Linked DNA regions of Homo sapiens: region 1 is linked to region 2. The links are chromatin loops, found by intact Hi-C in ENCODE. Cell type or tissue: Caco-2. All regions are shown on one strand. Each heading gives the region's core, and the rest is flanking DNA. Links, peaks and the distances in the headings are about the cores only. Region 1 holds the start of ACOT1 (acyl-CoA thioesterase 1). Region 2 has its middle 9.9 kb from the start of DNAL1.

Region 1 (10,379 bases), core at 3,319-8,318, 94 kb before region 2:
TCGAGACCAGTCTGGGCAACATAGCAAGACCCTGTCTCTAAAAAAAAAAAAAAAAAAAAAAGGTTAAAATGAGGCCATGCATGCCTACAATCCCAGCACTTTGGGAAGATGAGGTGGTAGGGTCACTTGTTTGGGAAGAGGAGGTGGGAGGATCCTTTGAACCCAGGAGTTCAAGGCTGCAATGAACCATCATGGTGCCATTGCACTCCAGCCTGGGTGACAGAGCAAGACCTAGTCTCTAAAAAATAAGAGTTAAGGCCAGACACGGTGGCTCATGCCTCTAGTCCCAGCACTTTGGGAGGCTGAAGCAGGCAGATTACAAGGTCAGGAGTTTGAGACCAGCCTGGCCAACATGGTGAAACCTCGTCTTTACTAAAAATACAAAAATCAGCTGGCCGTGGTGGCATGTGACTGTAATCCCAGCTACTCAAGAGGCTGAGGCAGGTGAATCACTGGAACCCGGGAGCCAGAAGTTGCAGTGAGCCGAGATCAGACCACTGCACTCCAGCCTGGGCGACAGAGCAAGACTCTGTCTTGAAAAAAAAAAAAGAATTAAAAAAAGAAACATGGCCGAGTGTAGTGGCTCTTGCCTATAATCCCAACACTCAGGGAGGCCAAGGTGGGAGGATTGCTTAAGCCCAGGAGTTCGAGACCAGGCAACATAGGGAGACCCCATCTGTACAAATAATCTAAAAAGTTAGCCAGGTGTGGTGGTGCATGCCTGTGGTCCCAGGTGCTCGGGAGGCTGAGGTGGGAGAACTGTCTAAGCCTGGGAGGTTGAGGCTGCAGTGAGCTATGATCGCACCACTGCACTCCAGCCTGGGTAACACAGTGAGACACCCCGTCTTAAAAAACAAACAAGCAAATAAACAAATACTATGCATAAAACCTCAAGGCTCAAGAAACAACAGTTTGAAATAGTTAGATGTGTGTTTTTTTTAATTTTCATGTCTTATCTTTTCTGCTTTTTTTTTTTTTTTTAAGGGATGAGGTCTTGCTCTGTTGCCCAAGCTGGTATCGAATTCCTCCTGGGCTCAAGCAATCTCCTGCCTAGGCCTCCCCCCTAACAGCTGGAACTACAGGCATCTACCACTGCATTCAGCTACTGGGGGAGTGTTTGACTAGTCTTTTTAAAAAATATGTTAATATCTTGGTAAAAAGTATATTTATACTGTTCTCTAACCTGCTTTTTTTCATCAGTTTCATGGAAGAATGCTCATCATATATTCTTCTGCTTTATAACTAAACTGCTTTCATTTATGACATCACAATTAAACTGGTAAAACCAAATTTATATTGCTAACTTGTTTCTAATTTTTTCTCTATTAAAATGATATGATTAGCATCCTTGTAGCCAAATATTTACACATATTTATGAAGTTATACTTAAAACAAATTCCTAGACGTGGAACTGTGAGTCAAAGAGAAGGGATCTTTTAAATATTTTTGCATAGATTGCCATGAAAAGGTCATACCAGTTTATATATCCACCAATATGAGTTTCTTTTCCAAATCTTCTTCAACATCCTGTGAGAGACAGTTAAACATAGTTGTTCAGAGCCCAGCCTTGAGAATCAGATTTCAAACATATGAACCCTCTCCCTTTTTCTTTTCTTTTTCTTCTTTCTTTTTTTTTTTTTTTTTTTTTTTTTTTTTTTTTTTTTTGCCCAGGCTGGAGTGCAGTGGCGCCATCTTGGCTCACTGCAAGCACTGCCTCCAGGGTTCACGCCATTCTCCTGCCCCAGCCTCCCGAGTAGCTGGGACTACAGGCGCCTGCCACCACGCCCGGCGAATTTTTTGTATTTTTGGTTTTTTTTTAGTAGAGACGGAGTTTCACTGTGTTAGCCAGGATGGTGTCGATCTGCTGACCTCGTGATCCACCCGCCTCGGCCTCCCAAAGTGCTGGGATTACAGGCGCGAGCCACCGCGCCTGGCCCCTTTTTCTTGTTAGAGACAGGGTCTTATCCAGGTTGGTCTGAAACTCCTGGCCTTAAGAAACCCTGCCACCTCAGCCTCCAAGTAAACTGGGATTATAGGCGTGAGCCACCTCACCCAACTTCCACTTCCCAGCTGTATGATCTTCAGAAAATCAGTTAAATTCTCTGGGCCTTAATTTACTACTACGGTTCTTGTAAGTATTAACAATTAGCTACTATTATTTACCTTCTTTAGTTCCTGAGACTTCTATGCACAGAATATACTTGATGTGTGCCACAGAACCTATACAAAGGTAATTACAACTAACAGGGAGTTGTATGATAATGACATGGGACATGGGACATGAGAGCATTTGGAAAGAGATAAAAAGGCTTACCTTGAGGACAGCCTTATTAGGAGCAGAGGCAAACACAGGTTTTGTGAGTTTGAAGCTTACGCATTTATAGGTTTCTCTAATTACCAAGATAGGAAATTATGAAATCAGGTACAAGGGCTTGGGAGGGGCCTAAAGCTTAAGTTTGATGAAAAAAAAAAACCACCTCTGGTTGGAACCAATAGCCTATGAAAAAGTAGAAAAAAGCCCAATGCATGGGGAGCGCCGGTAGTCCCTTGAGGTGTTTGAGAGGCTGAGGCAGGAAGATGGCTTTAGCCCAGGAGTTTGAGGCTTGTAAGTGCGCAGTGATGGTAAACCGCCGCTGTACTCCAGACTGGCAACGTAGTGAGACCCTGTCTCTTTAAAAAAAAAAAAAAAAAAAAAAAAAGATGAGAGGTAACACTTGCCTGACTGGGACAAAAATGAGAAACCAGTATAAGAAAATAATAACTATTGGCCGGGCGCGGTGGCTCATCGCCTGTAAATCCCAGCACTTTGGGAGGCCGAGGCGGGCGGATCACAAAGTCAGGAGTTCGAGAAATTAATAACTATTACCTCATTTGGCTATTTTTACACCTGTAAGGAATAAAGCTCAGAGGTCACACAGCTAGTAAGAAGCCAGCACCCTTCGATGTGGGAGTGATGTGGAGGATAGGCATATACAGAGAACACGAAAGCAAAACACCATGGTGCAGATTTTGAAAGAAAAGCCCTAAGATTAGTAATGAGTGTGAATTATTCAACAAAGTGATCAAAACCAACTCCAGTCCTGCATTCCTCTTCGCCATCAGGAGTTTGGAGCCTGGAGACTGCTAGCTGCCTGGTTGTTGTTGTTTTTTTTTTTTTCTGAGACGGACTTTCGCTCTGTCGCCCAGGCTGTAGTGCAGTGGCATGATCTTGGCCAACTGCAAGCTCCACCCCCCGGGATCACGCCATTCTCCTGCCTCAGCCTCCCGAGTAGCCGGGACGAACCAGTCCTGGCCCAGCCCATTCCGCGAGCCAGCAAGCTTCTGAAAAGCAAACCTAGGAAGTTGCTTTCCAACATAAAGTGGAGGTTTCAACACAGGAGACTTTAAGCAAGTTCCAGTGTGTCTATATTTGGTCTGGCTGATCGGCTGGACTCTGGCCTTCCCCGCTCACATTAGCAGACAGCTCTGCCCTAGTGGGCGTTTAGCCTGCGACGGCAGCCCGAGAGGAAGAGTTGGGCAGAGTTGCAGGGGTCTCCACAGCTGAGGCAGTTTGGCCGGATTATTTGGGTTCCTGCTCGGATGGCGGCGACGCTGATCCTGGAGCCCGCGGGCCGCTGCTGCTGGGACGAACCGGTGCGAATCGCCGTGCGCGGCCTAGCCCCGGAGCAGCCGGTCACGCTGCGCGCGTCCCTGCGCGACGAGAAGGGCGCGCTTTTCCAGGCCCACGCGCGCTACCGCGCCGACACCCTTGGCGAGCTGGACCTGGAGCGCGCGCCCGCGCTGGGCGGCAGCTTCGCGGGGCTTGAGCCCATGGGGCTGCTCTGGGCCTTGGAGCCCGAGAAACCCTTGGTGCGGCTGGTGAAGCGCGACGTGCGAACGCCCTTGGCCGTGGAGCTGGAGGTGCTGGATGGCCACGACCCCGACCCCGGGCGGCTGCTGTGCCGGGTGCGGCACGAGCGCTACTTCCTCCCGCCCGGGGTGCGGCGCGAGCCGGTGCGCGCGGGCCGGGTGCGAGGCACGCTCTTCCTGCCGCCAGGTGACTCACCTCCGCTAATTGTTCCCCTCTGCCCATCCCTGTTCCTGCGCTTTCCACTGTGTGTGTGTGTGTGTCCCCTTCGCCCCGCCCCGCTCTTTTCGCTTGTGTGTGTGTCCCTCCTCCCGCCCCACCACCACCACCCCGGGCTATGTTGCCCAGGTAGGTCTTGAACTCCTGGACCCAAGCTATCCTCCCGCCTCTGCCTCCCCAAGAGCTAGGATTGCAGGGTGAGCCACTGCGCCCGGCCCTTTGAGGGGAGTTACACTTATTTTTTTATTTTTATTTTTTTTCGTCCCTGCGCTTTTCATACGGAGAAAGGATGTAGCTTCCAACATTCCGGAGGTTAGTGTAAGGAGACAGGAATGGAATGGAAAGTTGGTTGGGGAATTGCCCCTGCCGCTCCAAAACTGAGAGGTCCCTCAAACCTAGTGCTCAGTTAAAAGACATTGTAAGGGCTGGGCGCGCTGGCTCACGCCTGTAATCCCAGCACTTTGAGAAGCCGAGGCGGGCGGATCACGACGTCAGGAGATCAAGGCCATCCTGGCTAACACGGTGAAAACTCGTCTCTACTAAAAATACAAAAAATTAGCCGGGCGTGGTAGCGGGCGCCTGTCGTCCCAGCTACTCGGGACGCTGAGGCAGAAGAATGGCATGAACCCAGGAGGCGGAGTTTGCAGTGAGCCAAGATCGTGCCACGCACTCCAGCCTGGGCAATAGAGTGAGACTCCGTCTCAAAAAAAAAAAAAAAAAAAGGCATTGTAAGGAAAGAGAAAAGACACATAATATTAAAAACAAACAAAACAAAACAAAAAAAACAGGCCGGACGCGGTGGCTAACACCTGTAATCCTAGCACTTTGGGAGGCCGAGGCAGGCGGATCAAGAGTTCGAGACCAGCCTGGCCAACATGGTGAAACCCCGTCTCTACTAAAAATACAAAAATTAGCCAGGTGAGGTGGTGCACACCTGTAGTCCCACCTACTCGGGAGTCTGAGGCAGGAGAATCGCTGGAACCCTGGAGGCAGAGGTTGCAGTGAGCCGAGATCACGCCATTGTACTCCAGCCTGGGGGACAAGAGTGAAACTCCATCTAAAACAAAAACAAAAACAAAAAACAAACAACAACAACAAAAAATTTTCAAGTAGTTTCAATGTTCTTATTTATGTATGGACCAGGAAGTCACTTTTTTTTTTAATAAAAAGAATTCCAACTGGTTTTCTCACTGTATTTCCATGGCAGCTAGGAGGTGCCAGGTGGCTGGGCCTGTGACAGTGCAGAGGTTTTGGTGCCTGCCCGCCCACCATTGCTCCAGCTGCAGCTGCTGCCCCCTGCAGGGCCTGTTCGTTCCTGCTGCCTAGCTCCCTGCTGGCTGGCTATGATCTCCGTCCTGTTACCATTCCAGGAGAGCAGCCACCTCCCTGTGCATGGCAGGACCAGGTACTGATTGTGGCCTCTCCTCTTGGCCTCGAATGGTATCCTTGTCATCAGTGAGCAAGTCCCCAAAGACCACGGTCTTGTCCATTGTCAGGATAATTCACTCCACAAGCTGGGACTCCAGGTGCTGCTCTACCCAGCGGTGCTTCTCACCCACACAGTGGTCATACTTTGGCAGGGGCTGGTGCAGTGTGAAGACCTCGGTGTTTTGCATGTGCTTCATCTCTTGCAAGGCCCTCTGGGGTTGGGCTTCAAGACTAGGGAAAAGCCTAGGGCTTCACACCCATGGGCCACTTTATCCACCAGGTCCGGCAGCAGGGTGAGGTACTGCTTCCAGACCAGGAAGCTGCGGTGCTGCTGCAGTGTCACATGCAGCTCCCTGAGAAGCGGCGGCTGAAGCCCCACAGGATGCCGTCTGGAAGCTGCCAGCACGCGGTCCCTGTCCATCAGCACACGCGTGGGCTGTGCTCATCGCTGCCGGGGCACTGGGGTTTCTCGGGATCCTAGGGGTATGGGGCCCAGAAATGTTCTTTAAAAGTTTCTCATTTTTGCAACTTTTCTTTCAATTCACACAGTATGTTAAGGTTTATGTAAATTAGCATTTACAATAGGAAAGCCTCTTCCTGTCAAATGGAAATTTGAGGTTACTGGATACTTTTATATTACATAAAGAGCAATCAGCCAGTGTAGAAATGATGCTTATCCTTATTAATAATCAAAGAAATGCAAAATAAAACAACAGAGTACATTTCACACCCTCAGAAGTGGCCCACTTTTAGAAGCTAGCATTATCAATTGCTGACCAGTATGTGGAGGAAATGAAACTCACTGCTAGAAGGAGTCAACATATTCATCTGCTCTGGGCAACAATTTGTCTTAACTTACAAAGTTAAATATGTTATTCTACTTGTACATGTGCACCAGGAGGCATATTCCTTATAAGAGGAAAGCCATTGCAGATGAGCAGTCTGGATTAATTTAAAAAAAGAGCAAAGTCAACTGGAAACAGTCCAAATGTCCATCAACAATAGAACAGATTAATAAATTGAGGTATATTTCCAGCAGTCAAAGTGATTGAACTACAGCTAGAAGAATCAACATCTATCAAGATATACAAAAGAAAAGAAAAAAATAAAAAAGAATCAACATGGATGAATCTCCAAACCACTGTTGAGTGAAACAGTCAAACACTAGGAGAACACATTCAGTATCATTCCATTTAGATACAGTTCAAAAAATAGGCAAAATAAAATATTGTTTAAGGTACATAATCTAAGTGGTAATACTATGAAGAAAACCAAGAGTGATACACAGAAAGTCCAGGATACTGGAAAGAGAGGAAAGGGCACAGGGGTCTGTGGGACGTTGATGGTTTGCGGGTATCAGCACTGAACTATGTCTTAAAAGTGTTGCCTGTAAGGTGTTTGCATTCTTTTTTTTTTTTTTTTTTTGAGACAGTGTCTCGCTCTTTCGCCCAGGCTGGAGTAGTGGCACAATCTTGGCTCACTGCAACCTCCAACTCCCGGGTTCAAGCGATTCTCCTCCCTCAGCCTCCCGAGTAGCTGGGATTACAGGTGGCCGCCACCACACCCAGCTAATTTTTGTATTTTTAGTACAGATGGGGTTTCACCATGTTGGCCAGGCTGGTCTCGAACTCCTGACCTCAGGTGATCCACCCGTCTCAGCCTCCCAAAGTGCTGGGATTACAGGCGTGAGCCACCAGACCCAGCCTGCATTATTATTCTTTAATTTTGTGTGAAACACAAAACCTTTAATGTAAATGATAAAAATATTCAGTAAGTGGAGTCATTCAGAATGAGTAGCCTTTTGAGTCTGTCTCCATTGAATAAGTGCATTCTGTTGAGTGCACTGGAGAGGAATTTGTGCTCTTCTATGTAGCAGTCTTTCTTTTTGTTTCTTGGTGGTGCACCATTAAATGGATTCATTCACCAGTTAAAGGACATTTGGGTTGTTTCCAGTCTTTGGCTACAATGAATAAAGTCACTATAAACACTTGCCAGAAGTTTCTGGACGAACACAGGTTTTCATTTCTCGTGGGTAGATACCTAGGAGTGGGATTGCTGGGTCACATGTGTGGTAAGTATATGTTTAACTTGGTAAGAAACCATCCAACTGTTTCAGGAATAGCTTAGTTTTGCATTTTGTTTTGTTTCTTCCCAAGAACCTGGGCCCTTTCCTGGCATTGTGGACATGTTCGGAACTGGAGGTGGCCTGCTGGAGTATCGGGCTAGTCTGCTGGCTGGGAAGGGTTTTGCTGTGATGGCTCTGGCTTACTATAACTATGAAGACCTCCCCAAGACCATGGAGACGCTCCATCTGGAGTACTTTGAAGAAGCTGTGAACTACTTGCTCAGTCATCCTGAGGTGAGTTCTTCTCTCAGATTTATGGGCTATGATGTATCAGGTCTCTTCTTAAATGGTCTGGGTTTTCACAGAAGTTAGCTCATTCATGACAGCCATTCCCTACCCCAACACACACTACCTTTTTTAGTCACTTCTTATAGACAGTTTCTTTCTTTCTTCTTCTTCTTCTTTCTTTTTTTGAGATGGAGTCTCACTCTGTTGCCAGGCTGGAGTCCAGTGGTGCGATCTTGGCTCACTGCAACCTCCACCTCCCAAGTTCAAGTGATTCTTGTGCCCCAGCCTCCCAAGTAGCTGGGATTACAGGCACCTGCCAACATGCCTGGATAATTTTTGTATTTTCAGTAGAGACGGGGTTTCACAATATTTGTCAGGCTGGTCTTGAATTCCTGACCTCAAATGATCCACCTGCCTTGGCCTCCCCAGGTGCTGGATTACAGGCATGAGCCACTATGCCTAGCCTAATTTTTGTATTTTTTTTTTTTAGTAGAGATGGGGTTTCGCCATGTTGGCCAGGCTGGTCTCAAACTCCTGACCTCAAGTGATCTGCCCACCTCGGCCTCCCAGAGTGCTGGAATTACAGGCATGAGCCACCACACCTGGCCTCTTATAGACAGTTTCTATTCAATTCTATATTACTATATTTCCTGCTAGTAAAGATATTTGTAGTTGGTATTATGCAATTTTAAATTCCAGTATGTTTTTTCTTTCTTTTTTTTTTTTTTTTTTTAAGACGGAGTCTTGCCGTGTCAACGAGGCTGGAGTGCAGTGGCATGATCTCGGCTTACTGCAACCTCCACCTCCCAGGTTCAAGCGATTCTCCTGCCTCGGCCTCCTGAGTAGCTGGGACTACAGGCGCATGCCACTTCTGCCTGGCTAATTTTTGTATTTTTAGTAGAGACAGGGTTTCACCATATTGGCCAGGCTGGTCTCGAACTCCTGACCTCAAATGATCCACCCGCCTCAGCCTCCCAAACTGTTGGGATTACAGGCGTCAGCCACCACGCCCGGCCATGAGATGACGTACTTGTTGATGACGACTCAGTTTAGTTATGACAGTGGGAATGGGTGGCTCAGGTGGGAGACAGAAAAAGATCATGGGAGATAATGAGATTAAGGAACTGAGAAACCAGAGTAATTGATAGATCTTCCACATGGTTATCACCAAGAGTGGTGATGGACAAATTGTGGAAAGGAAGAGATAGAGGGGAGGTAAATTCCCAAAGCTGCAAATCTGGGTAAATGGTAGAACCCAGATTCAGACTCAGGTTCAACTAACTTCCAGGGTGGGCACAACTCACCATATTCCACTGTTTGTGGAGCCATTCTTCTTCTTTTTCCTTTGTCCCTTTCTCAGGTAAAAGGTCCAGGAGTTGGGCTGCTTGGAATTTCCAAAGGGGGTGAGCTCTGCCTTTCCATGGCCTCTTTCCTGAAGGGCATCACGGCTGCTGTCGTCATCAACGGCTCTGTGGCCAATGTTGGGGGAACCTTACGCTACAAGGGCGAGACCCTGCCCCCTGTGGGCGTCAACAGAAATCGCATCAAGGTGACCAAAGATGGCTATGCAGACATTGTGGATGTCCTGAACAGCCCTTTGGAAGGACCTGACCAGAAGAGCTTCATTCCTGTGGAAAGGGCAGAGAGCACCTTCCTGTTCCTGGTAGGTCAGGATGACCACAACTGGAAGAGTGAGTTCTATGCTAATGAGGCCTGTAAACGCTTGCAGGCCCATGGGAGGAGAAAGCCCCAGATCATCTGTTACCCAGAGACAGGGCACTATATTGAGCCTCCTTACTTCCCCCTGTGTCGGGCTTCCCTGCATGCCTTGGTGGGCAGTCCTATTATCTGGGGAGGGGAGCCCAGGGCTCATGCCATGGCTCAGGTGGATGCTTGGAAACAACTCCAGACTTTCTTCCACAAACACTTGGGTGGCCACGAGGGGACAATCCCATCAAAAGTGTAAATTTTATTTGATCATGTGGCCTCTCTGTTGCTAATCTCTCCTGGAAACATCTGCCACATTTAGTGTGTGTATGTGTATTCATTCTTTCTCATAACTTCTTAAAGTTTCTTCCCCTCATTATTAAAATGAATTTACCAGTAAGAATGAGTTTTTAAGATTTTTATAAACTGTATACTTTATCAGTTTGGGAAGGGAGTAACTGTAGGAAACACAAGAAGTGGAAAAAGTCTCCTCTTCCTATCTCAACACACAACTGATAAGGCTTTAGTTCTGAAAGGAAAAGTGAGTAACATCAATTAACAGTGTCTGGTACGTAAATGGAGTTCAATAATTATTTGCTGAATGAGTATAAGTGAGCCAGGCGTGGTGGCTCACACCTGTAATCCTAGCACTTTGGGAGGCCAAGGTGCGCGGATTACTTGAGGTCAGGAGTTTGAGACCAGCCTGGCCAACATGGTGAAACCCCATCTCTACTAAAAATACAAAAAATTAGCCGGGCGTGGTGGCGCATGCCTGTAGTCCCAGCTACTCAGGAGGCTGACGCAGGAGAATTGCTTGAACCCGGG
Region 2 (8,162 bases), core at 141-5,140:
AGAAAAGTACCTTGCAGGTACTTACTTTTCAAAGAAAACAGGGTTGTTGGATGGCTCTAAACCAGAAACTCTTGGTCCAATGGCCATGTGTTTTCAGTGGCAAATACATTCTATCCAGAAATATGACACATGACAATTATTTATAGATAAATGGGATAAGATTTGAAAATGGGATTGTTTCTCCCCAAATTTAGGATTTATATACATACCCCTCTTCCTTGACAAGCAGTTTAATAAAATATGTTCACCTGGGTTAATTCACCTCATTTTACACATGCGTTTTAATTAAGATAGAATAGTAGAAAACAATTTTTTTTTTAATTTTTAGAGACCAGGTCTTGCTCTGTCACCCAGGCTGGGGTGCAGTGGTGCAATCCATAGCTCACTGCAACCTCTAACTCCTGGGCTCAAGTGGTCCTCCCACTTCAGCCTCCTGAGTAGCTAGGACAACAGGCATGAGCCACCATGGCCAGCTATTTGAAAAAATGTAGTAGGTGAAGGTAGTGGCGGCCAGGGCTGGGGTCCTGGGAGTCTAGTGGCCGCAAAGGGCATCCCAGAATGTGATGCCACTGGGTGCACAGACAGCCTCCCACATTACCAAGGGCATGCTCCCGGGGCCCTAACCTAAGACCCCAGAAGAACGGGTCGCTGCCACCAAGAAGTATAAATATGTGTGTGGAAGACTACGAGCCTTATTCGAATGACGGCATGGGGTATGGGGACTACCTGAAGCTCCCTGACCACTTATAGCAGAAGAGGGATCTGTGGTATAACTGAGACCACCTGGCCTGAGGTTGAACTGGGGATACACTGGCACCTAGACATGCATATCAGGAACCATGTAGCTATGTCCCCCACACCTGTTTCTTGGAATATCATGTGTATACAGCTCTTCGGCTCTGTGGCTTTCATGATGTTCATGTTCTGGGTGGGGGTGATTTACCCTGTCTACCAGCCCGTGGGACCAAAACAGTGTCCTTGCAATAATCTGTACCTGGAACAAGGTGGCGATCTCTCCAAAGAACCTGAGCCAGTGGTTGACTATGGATACCAGGAGGCTTTGTGGGCTTTTGCGCCCTCTAACTAAGACTCCCTCATTCCTATAAATTTAACCTTAATGAAATCCCTAATAAAACTCAGTGCTGTGGTGGTTTAAAAAAAAAAAAAGAAAAGGAAATTTGTAGAGATGGGGGTCTCGTTATGTTGCCCAGGGTGGTCTTGAACTCCTGGCCTCAAAGTGATCCTTCTGCCTCTGTCTCCCAAAATGCTGGGATTACAGGCATGAGCCACCATGCCTAGCCGGAAAACAAATTTTAAATTACATATATCAATACTTTCTTCACTGTGAAAGATTCAAGTAATACAGATAAAATAAAAGGTCCTCTTAACTCATTACCCAATCTCAGTCTTCTCCCAAGGGTAGTTACTATTACCAGTTTGAAGTGTTTCCTTCCAGAACCATTCCAGAACCATTTTGTATATATATACAAAATACAATATTCATATGTATGAATGAAAAACTATGGTTTTATTTTGTGGGTTCAAGGCCTTTTCTCTCTCTTAAAAAAACAGAAATGTAATATACTTGGCTGGGGGCAGTGGCTCATGCCTGTAATCCCAGCACTTTGGGAGGCCAAGGCAGGGGGATCACCTGAGGTCAGGAGTTCAAGACCAGCCTGGCCAACATGGTGAAACCCCATCTCTACTAAAAATACAAAAATTAGCCAGATGCAGTGGTTTGCGCCTATAATCCCAGCTACTAGGGAGGCTGAGGTAGGAGAATCACTTGAACCCGGGAAGTGGAGGTTGCAGTGAGCCAAGATCACGCCATTGCACTCCAGCCTGGGTGACAGAGTGAGACCCTGTCTCAAAAAAAAAAAAAAAAGAAGAAGAAGAAATGTAATATACTTGTAAGCTTTTCTTCTGCATACAAAAAATATACATTGTTAACACTTGTTCCAGTCCACAGGACAATAGAACTTATTTCCTTAGGGTATATATCTGTAATTCAGCTTTCTCTCTCTCTCTCTCTCTTTTTTTTTTTTTTTGAGATGGGGTCTCATTCTGTCCCCCAAGCTGGAGTGCAATGGCACAATATCGGCTCACTGCAGCCTCCGCCTCCCGGTTTCATGCGATTCTCTCGCCTCAGCCTCCCGAGTAGCTGGGATTACAGGTGCCTGCCACCACGCCTGGCTAATTTTTGAATTTTTAGTAGAGATTTGGTTTCACCATTCTGGCCAGGCTGGTCTCGAACTCCTGACCTCACGTGATCCATCCGCTTCGGCCTCCTAAAGTGCTGGGATTACAGGCGTGAGCCACTGCGGGCTGTCCTGTAGTTCCACTTTCTGAATGAAAAAGCAAAATTTATGCTCCCTCCTGAGCTCATCCCCTATGTCCCCGCTGGGCTCGTTTTAGGTCTTTGCTGGCATTCAAGTTGGGGAAGTGTCTCTCCACCAGTTTCTATTATCAATCCCTACTATTTTATAGTTCAATTCAGTATCTCATCGGAAACGTTTAAACTTTAACTTTGATAGTCTTTCTTAATCCAGGACAAAGATTACTTAAAACGGAGGAAAGGAATTTGTTAGGACCCTAGCACACTTGGCCTCCTTCAATCAGGCTTAGGGAATATTGACCCCTGGTGGCCAGTGAGGAAATTCAGAGGCGGCCAGAGGCCGGCACTTACCGTTAAAAATGCTTAACTTTATTCGCCACACGTCCGGGGTAAACTCGCGAGGGGATCCTACCTCTTCCAGATGGTTCCACACGGGACCTCTAGGAGCTCAAAGGACCCTGGGCCCTCCGAAGTCGTCTCTTCTTGCAGCCCGTTGCTAAGTGGCGCCGCAGGGACCAGCCCAGGTCCCATCACGTGGCCCTGCAGGGTTTTGCCCCACAGGGCCACGACCTGCCAGGCCGGGCCCCCCTCCTCCCTCCTCTTCAGCGCGGAACCTCGGCCGCCAGTGCCAGGCCGCCTCGACCTTGGCGGAGGTCAAAGCCGCGACAGTCCCGGACCATGTGGCCGGCGGTCCGGGCAGCGCTCCGAGCCTCTGGGGTCCCCCTCCAGGCCTGGAGGCCGATATCCACATCGTCCTTTTTCTCCCAAAAGGCCGCGACCCTGACCGTCACGCCCAAGACTGGGCTGGCCGACAAGTGCCTGGATATGAAAGCAGAAGGCTTGGGCTCGGGGGAGCCGGTGACCCTGCAGGTGTCGGGCGTCAGCCACCGAGGCCGCCTCTTCCACTCCCTTGCCCACTACGAGGTGGACAGCGGCGGGGGGCTGGACCTGGCCGGGGACCTGGCTCTAGGAGGCGACTTCACGGGCGTGGGGCCCATGGGGCTCCTGTGGAGCCTCATGCCGGCCGCTTCGAAGGATCCACGCCTCAGTCGAATGCGGAGGGCCGCCTTGAAAAACCCCCTCATAGTGGAGGTGACCATCCACCTAACGCCGCTGCAGCAGGCGGCGCCGCTGAGTCCGGCGCTGGCCTCGGCCCAGGTGCAGCGCTGGTTCTCCATCCCCGAGCTGCGCCGCGCGCCTGCGAGCCGGCCGCCTGCGGGGGGTCTTCCTGCTGCCATCAGGTGCGGGGGCCCTTTTCCGCAGAGTGCCTGACAGCAGAGTGAGGGAATCGACTGGCTTGCTTTGCTAGCTGGTTTGTCATCTGAAAACAAAGCGAGCTCCTTAATCCCTTTATTTTGTCTCCTAGACTTCAAGTGGAACATTCATTCCCCTAGATGGTGGCTAGGATCCAAATTTCATCTGCTTATGCACCTTTCTTCTGCCAGCTGCTCACCCGCCAGAGTCCTAGTGCTGCATACGCTATTCCTTAGGAGCATAGACCCTGCGTGTTTGCTATATTAAGCATAAGATTGCTGCAAAGTTTCTAGCATTAAATGCTTTTGTTTGCTTACAGCAGTCTCAACCTCCTGAGCCCAAGCGATCCTCCCACCTCAGCCTTCAGAGTAGAGTAGCTGGGACAGCAGCCATGTGCCACCCAGGTAAATTTTTTTTTTATTTTTTGTAGAGACAGGGTTTCCCTACGTTGCCCAGCCTGGTCTTGAACTCGTGGGCTCCAGCGATCCTCCCACCTTGGCCTCCCCAAGTGTTGGGATTACAGGTGTGAACCACCACACCCAGCCATCTTTCTTTTTTAAATTCTTATTTTTTTAGAGACTAGGTCTTGCTCTGTCACCCAGGCTGGAGTGCAATGGCATCATGATAGCTTATTGCAGCCTCGACCTTCTGGGCTCAAGTGATCCTTCCACCTCATCTTCTCAAAGTGCTGGGATTACAGGCGTACATGGCCTCATTTTAACCTTTTTGTTTTTTTAGAGATAGGGTCTTGCTATGCTGCCCAGACTGGTCTTGAACTCCTGGCCTTAAGCAGTCCTCCCACCTCAACTTCTCAAAGTACTGGGATTACAGACACACACAACTGAGCCTGGCTTTATTATTATTATTATTATTATTATTATTATTATTATTATTATTATTATTTGAGACAGGGTCTCACTCTGTCACCCTGGCTGGAGTGCAGTGGCACTGTCACGGCTCACTGCAACCTCCCTTCCAGGGCTGAAGCGATTCTCCCACCTCAGCCTCCCAAGTAGCTGGAACTACAGGATCTCACCACTCTGCCCAGCCACTTTTACTTTAATTGGAATAACAAAGGAATATATCTGAAAAATACCAGGAAACAATTGGCCGATAAATTCTTCTCTTGGAATAGTGAAGGAATAAAACATCCCCAACAGGACTGTTGAAAGAGAAATAATAGACCAACGTTGGGAGGATATTAGTTTGACATTTTACTATCTCTTCACACATGTAGTTCATTTTATAGTACACCTTCATTAGACCTTTAAAACAGTTTAATCCCTGTCAAATTATGGATTCTGGTGACTCTGACTATATCTTAAATTTATTGAGAAATCAAAGGGCCCTTTAAATTTGGATGTCTGGGTTTGTTTTTGTTTTTTGATTCTTTGTTTGTTTTTTGAGACGTAGTCTCACTCTGTTGCCCAGGCTAGAGTGCAGTGGTGAGATCTCAGCTCACTGCAACCTCCGTCACCCAAGTTGAAGCGGTTCTCCCACCTCAGCCTCCCGACTAGCTGGGATCACAGGCATGCACCACCACAACCAGCTAGTTTTTTGTATTTTTAGTAGAGATGGGTTTTTGGGGTTTCACCATGATGACCAGGCTGGTCTCGAACTCCCGACCTCAAATGATCTGCTCACCTCGGCCTCCCAAAGTGCTGGGATTACAGGCATGAGCCACTGTACCTGGCTTTAAAAATCTCATGCTAAAAACCAGACATCCAGCCGGATGCAGTGGCTCACGCCTGTAATCTCAGCACTTTGAGAGGCCGAGGCGGGCAGATCACCTGAGGTCAGCAGTTTGAGACCAGCCTGGCCAACGTGTAGTGAAACCCCGTCTCTACTAAAAAATACAAAAATTAGCTGGGCATGGTGGCACACACCTGTAGTCCCAGCTACTTGGGAAGCTGAGGCAGGAGAATCGCTTGAACCTGGCAGGTGGAGGTTGTAGTGAGCTGAGATCGCACCACTGTACCTTAGCCTGGGCAACAGATCAAGACTCCGTCTCTCAAACAAACAAACGAACAAACAAAAGCAGACATCCGGCCAGCACGGTGGCTTACCCCTGTAATCCCAGCACTTTCGGAGGCTGAGGTGGGTGGATCGCCTGAGGTCAGGAGTTCAAGACCAGCCTGGCCAACATGGCAGAAACCTTGTCTCTACAAAAATTAGCAGGGTGCAGTGGGGCACAAGAATTGCTTGAGCCCGGGAGGTGTGGAGGTTGCAGTGAGTCCAGACTATGCCACTGCATTCCAGCCTGGGCTATGGGAGTGAAACCCTGTCTAAAAAAAGAAAAAAAAAAGGAGATTTTTATTCTTACATAACTCAAAGCTTGCAGAACTATTTGCTTAGACTTATCAGGACTTGTACTTCAAACCAAAACACTTCCCATATATTTGGTGCGATTTTTCTTTTTCTTTTTTTCCATTTACCAGTGATTAACTCACAGGGAAAAAAATATAAAAATATTTTTACATTTATAGAATCAAAATAGCTCAAATAAATGTCTATTTCAACCACAATAATAAATCCATTTCCACAAAACAGATGTTTTCTTTTCAAAGCAAGTAGGTAGTTTTTTTAAAAAAAGATAAATTATACAATCTAATTTTCATTTAGAAAATGTTGGCTAGGTAAATGTTCTGTCATCTAACCCAAGATTCATTCCCTTTCCTGGGTTATAGATGATGGTCCTTTTGCTGGTCTCATTGATATATTTGGTGATGGAGGATTAAGTGAATCTTGAGCAAGTCTCCTGGCTTGTTGAGGTTTTGCTACTCTGCTTTGCCATTTTTTGGCTATGAAGATCTACCTCCAGCCATGAAAGACTTAAACTTAGATTACTTTGAAGAGGCAGTTAAATTTGTGCAAAGTCACCCAAAGGTGAGTGGTATGAGAGAAATGAATGAATTACTCCAGAAGAGAGTGAATAAAGGAAGTGTTACTAATGGGTTGGAAAATACCTGCAACAAATACCTGTTGAATTAATAAATAAATACTAGAGCTGTCTGATAACTCTAAAAAACTCATAAAAGACTTTCTGGCCAGGCACAGTGGCTCACGCCTGTAATCCCAGCACTTTGGGAGGCTGAGGTGGGCGGATCATCTGAAGTTGGAAGTTCAAGATCAGCCTGATTAACATGGAGAAACCCCATCTCTACTAAAAATACAAAATTAGCCGGCTTGGTGGAGCATGCCTGTAATCCCAGCTATTTGGGAGGCTGAGGCAGGAAAATTGCTTGAACCTGGGAGGCAGACGTTGCAGTGAGCCCAGATTGCACCATTGCACTCCAGCCTGGGCAACAAGAGCGAAACTCTGTCTCAAAAGAAAAAAAAAAAAAAAAAGGACTTTCCTTTATTGAGGACTTTGGTGATCCCATTAACAATTATGCTTCATTTTTCCTTTGTCTCTTTCCGTGTTTGCCTTCTTTTTCTTCAGTCTGCAGGTCAAAGGTCCAAACATTGCAGTGATTGGCTCAGGCAAAGGGTCAGAGTTGGCATTTTCCATGGCTAGCTTTCTCCCAAATATAGCTGTGGTCGTGACCATCAGTGGCTGCATCTCAAACACAACTACGCCCTACCTGTGGTAGCTTGATCCTGCTAGGACTGCCTTTTAACCTAGACAGAATCTCTGCCACTGATTGAGGAGTATACGGTTAAAGAAGCACTGGAAGACCCCTTGGACAAGCCTATCAAAAAAGCTGTATCCCTCTTAAAAAAGCCAGTGCTGGCTGGGCGCAGTGGCTCACGTCTGTAATCCCAGCACTTTGGGAGGCCGAGGCGGGTGGATTACCTGAGGTCAGGAGTTCGAGACCAACCTGGCCAACATGGTGAAACCCTATCTCTATTAAAAATACAAAAATTAGCCGGGCATGGTGGCACATGCCTGTAATCCCAGCTACTCGGGAGGCTAAGGCAGGAGAATTGCTTGAGCCCAGGAGGCGGAGGTTGCAGTGAGCTGAGATCGTGCCACTGCACTCCAGCCTGGCCTACAGTGCGAGACTCTGTCTCAAAAAAAAAAAAAAAAGAAAGAAAAGAAAAAGAAAAAAAGAAAAAGCCAATGCCCATTTCCTTTTTATTGTTGGAGAGGATAACAAGCGTTGGAAGAGCTCTGTTTATACTGACATAGCTGTGAAGTGTCTCAAAGAACATGGGAAGACAAATTTTACTCTTTTAAGCTATTCCGGTGCTGGCCACAGAATAGATTCCCCCTTACAGTCCTTTTTTCTCTGTAGCCCTGGATCCTGTATTGAGGGTGCCTATTTTGGGAGTGGGGGCAGCTCAAAGCTCATGCTATTGCTCAGATTGAGTCTTGGAAGATCTTGGAGTTTTTGCAGTTGCACTTAGGGTAAAGGCTAACTAGACAATTAAATTTATTCATTTATTTAAGAGGCAGGGGGAGTTTTGCTCTGTTGCCCAGGCTGGTCTTGAACTCCTGGCCTCAAGCAGTCCTCCCGCCTCACCCTTCCAAAGTGCTAGGATTACAGGAATGTGCAGCCTCACTGGGCTAGACACTTAAATTTAGTTATGCTTCAGAGCAAATCCAGAGACAGACTGAATATTTTTATCA

What was found. Hi-C counts contacts between places; a loop is a spot of excess contacts. Peaks named below come from ENCODE experiments on the same cell type or tissue, not always from the same donor. Only the 100,000 strongest peaks of a DNase experiment are listed, where the experiment ranks them.
Region 1: a loop joins it to region 2, with 9 times the contacts of the local background. A loop is called at or near these places in 4 of 110 quality-filtered maps.

Annotation. Positions count from the first base shown.
Region 1 is chr14:73,533,843-73,544,221 of GRCh38, forward strand. All of the region lies in intron 1 of HEATR4 (HEAT repeat containing 4), which reads right to left. It overlaps ACOT1 (acyl-CoA thioesterase 1), which reads left to right and starts at 3,301. Exons shown (of 3, transcript NM_001037161.2): 1 at 3,301-4,036; 2 at 7,651-7,853; 3 at 9,208-9,954. The coding sequence starts at 3,580. The coding sequence ends at 9,813. It also overlaps the pseudogene NT5CP2. In Caco-2, for the core only: a CTCF peak has its summit at 5,249; DNase peaks (open chromatin) are centred at 4,089 and 5,369; H3K4me3 peaks cover 1,221 bases.
Region 2 is chr14:73,630,975-73,639,136 of GRCh38, forward strand. It overlaps a transcript of HEATR4 not described here and the pseudogene NDUFB8P1. Among named protein-coding and RNA genes, the nearest start is that of DNAL1, 9.9 kb to the right of the region's middle. RefSeq lists an enhancer at 2,354-2,403. In Caco-2, for the core only: a CTCF peak has its summit at 2,633 (motif pointing left); a DNase peak (open chromatin) is centred at 2,657.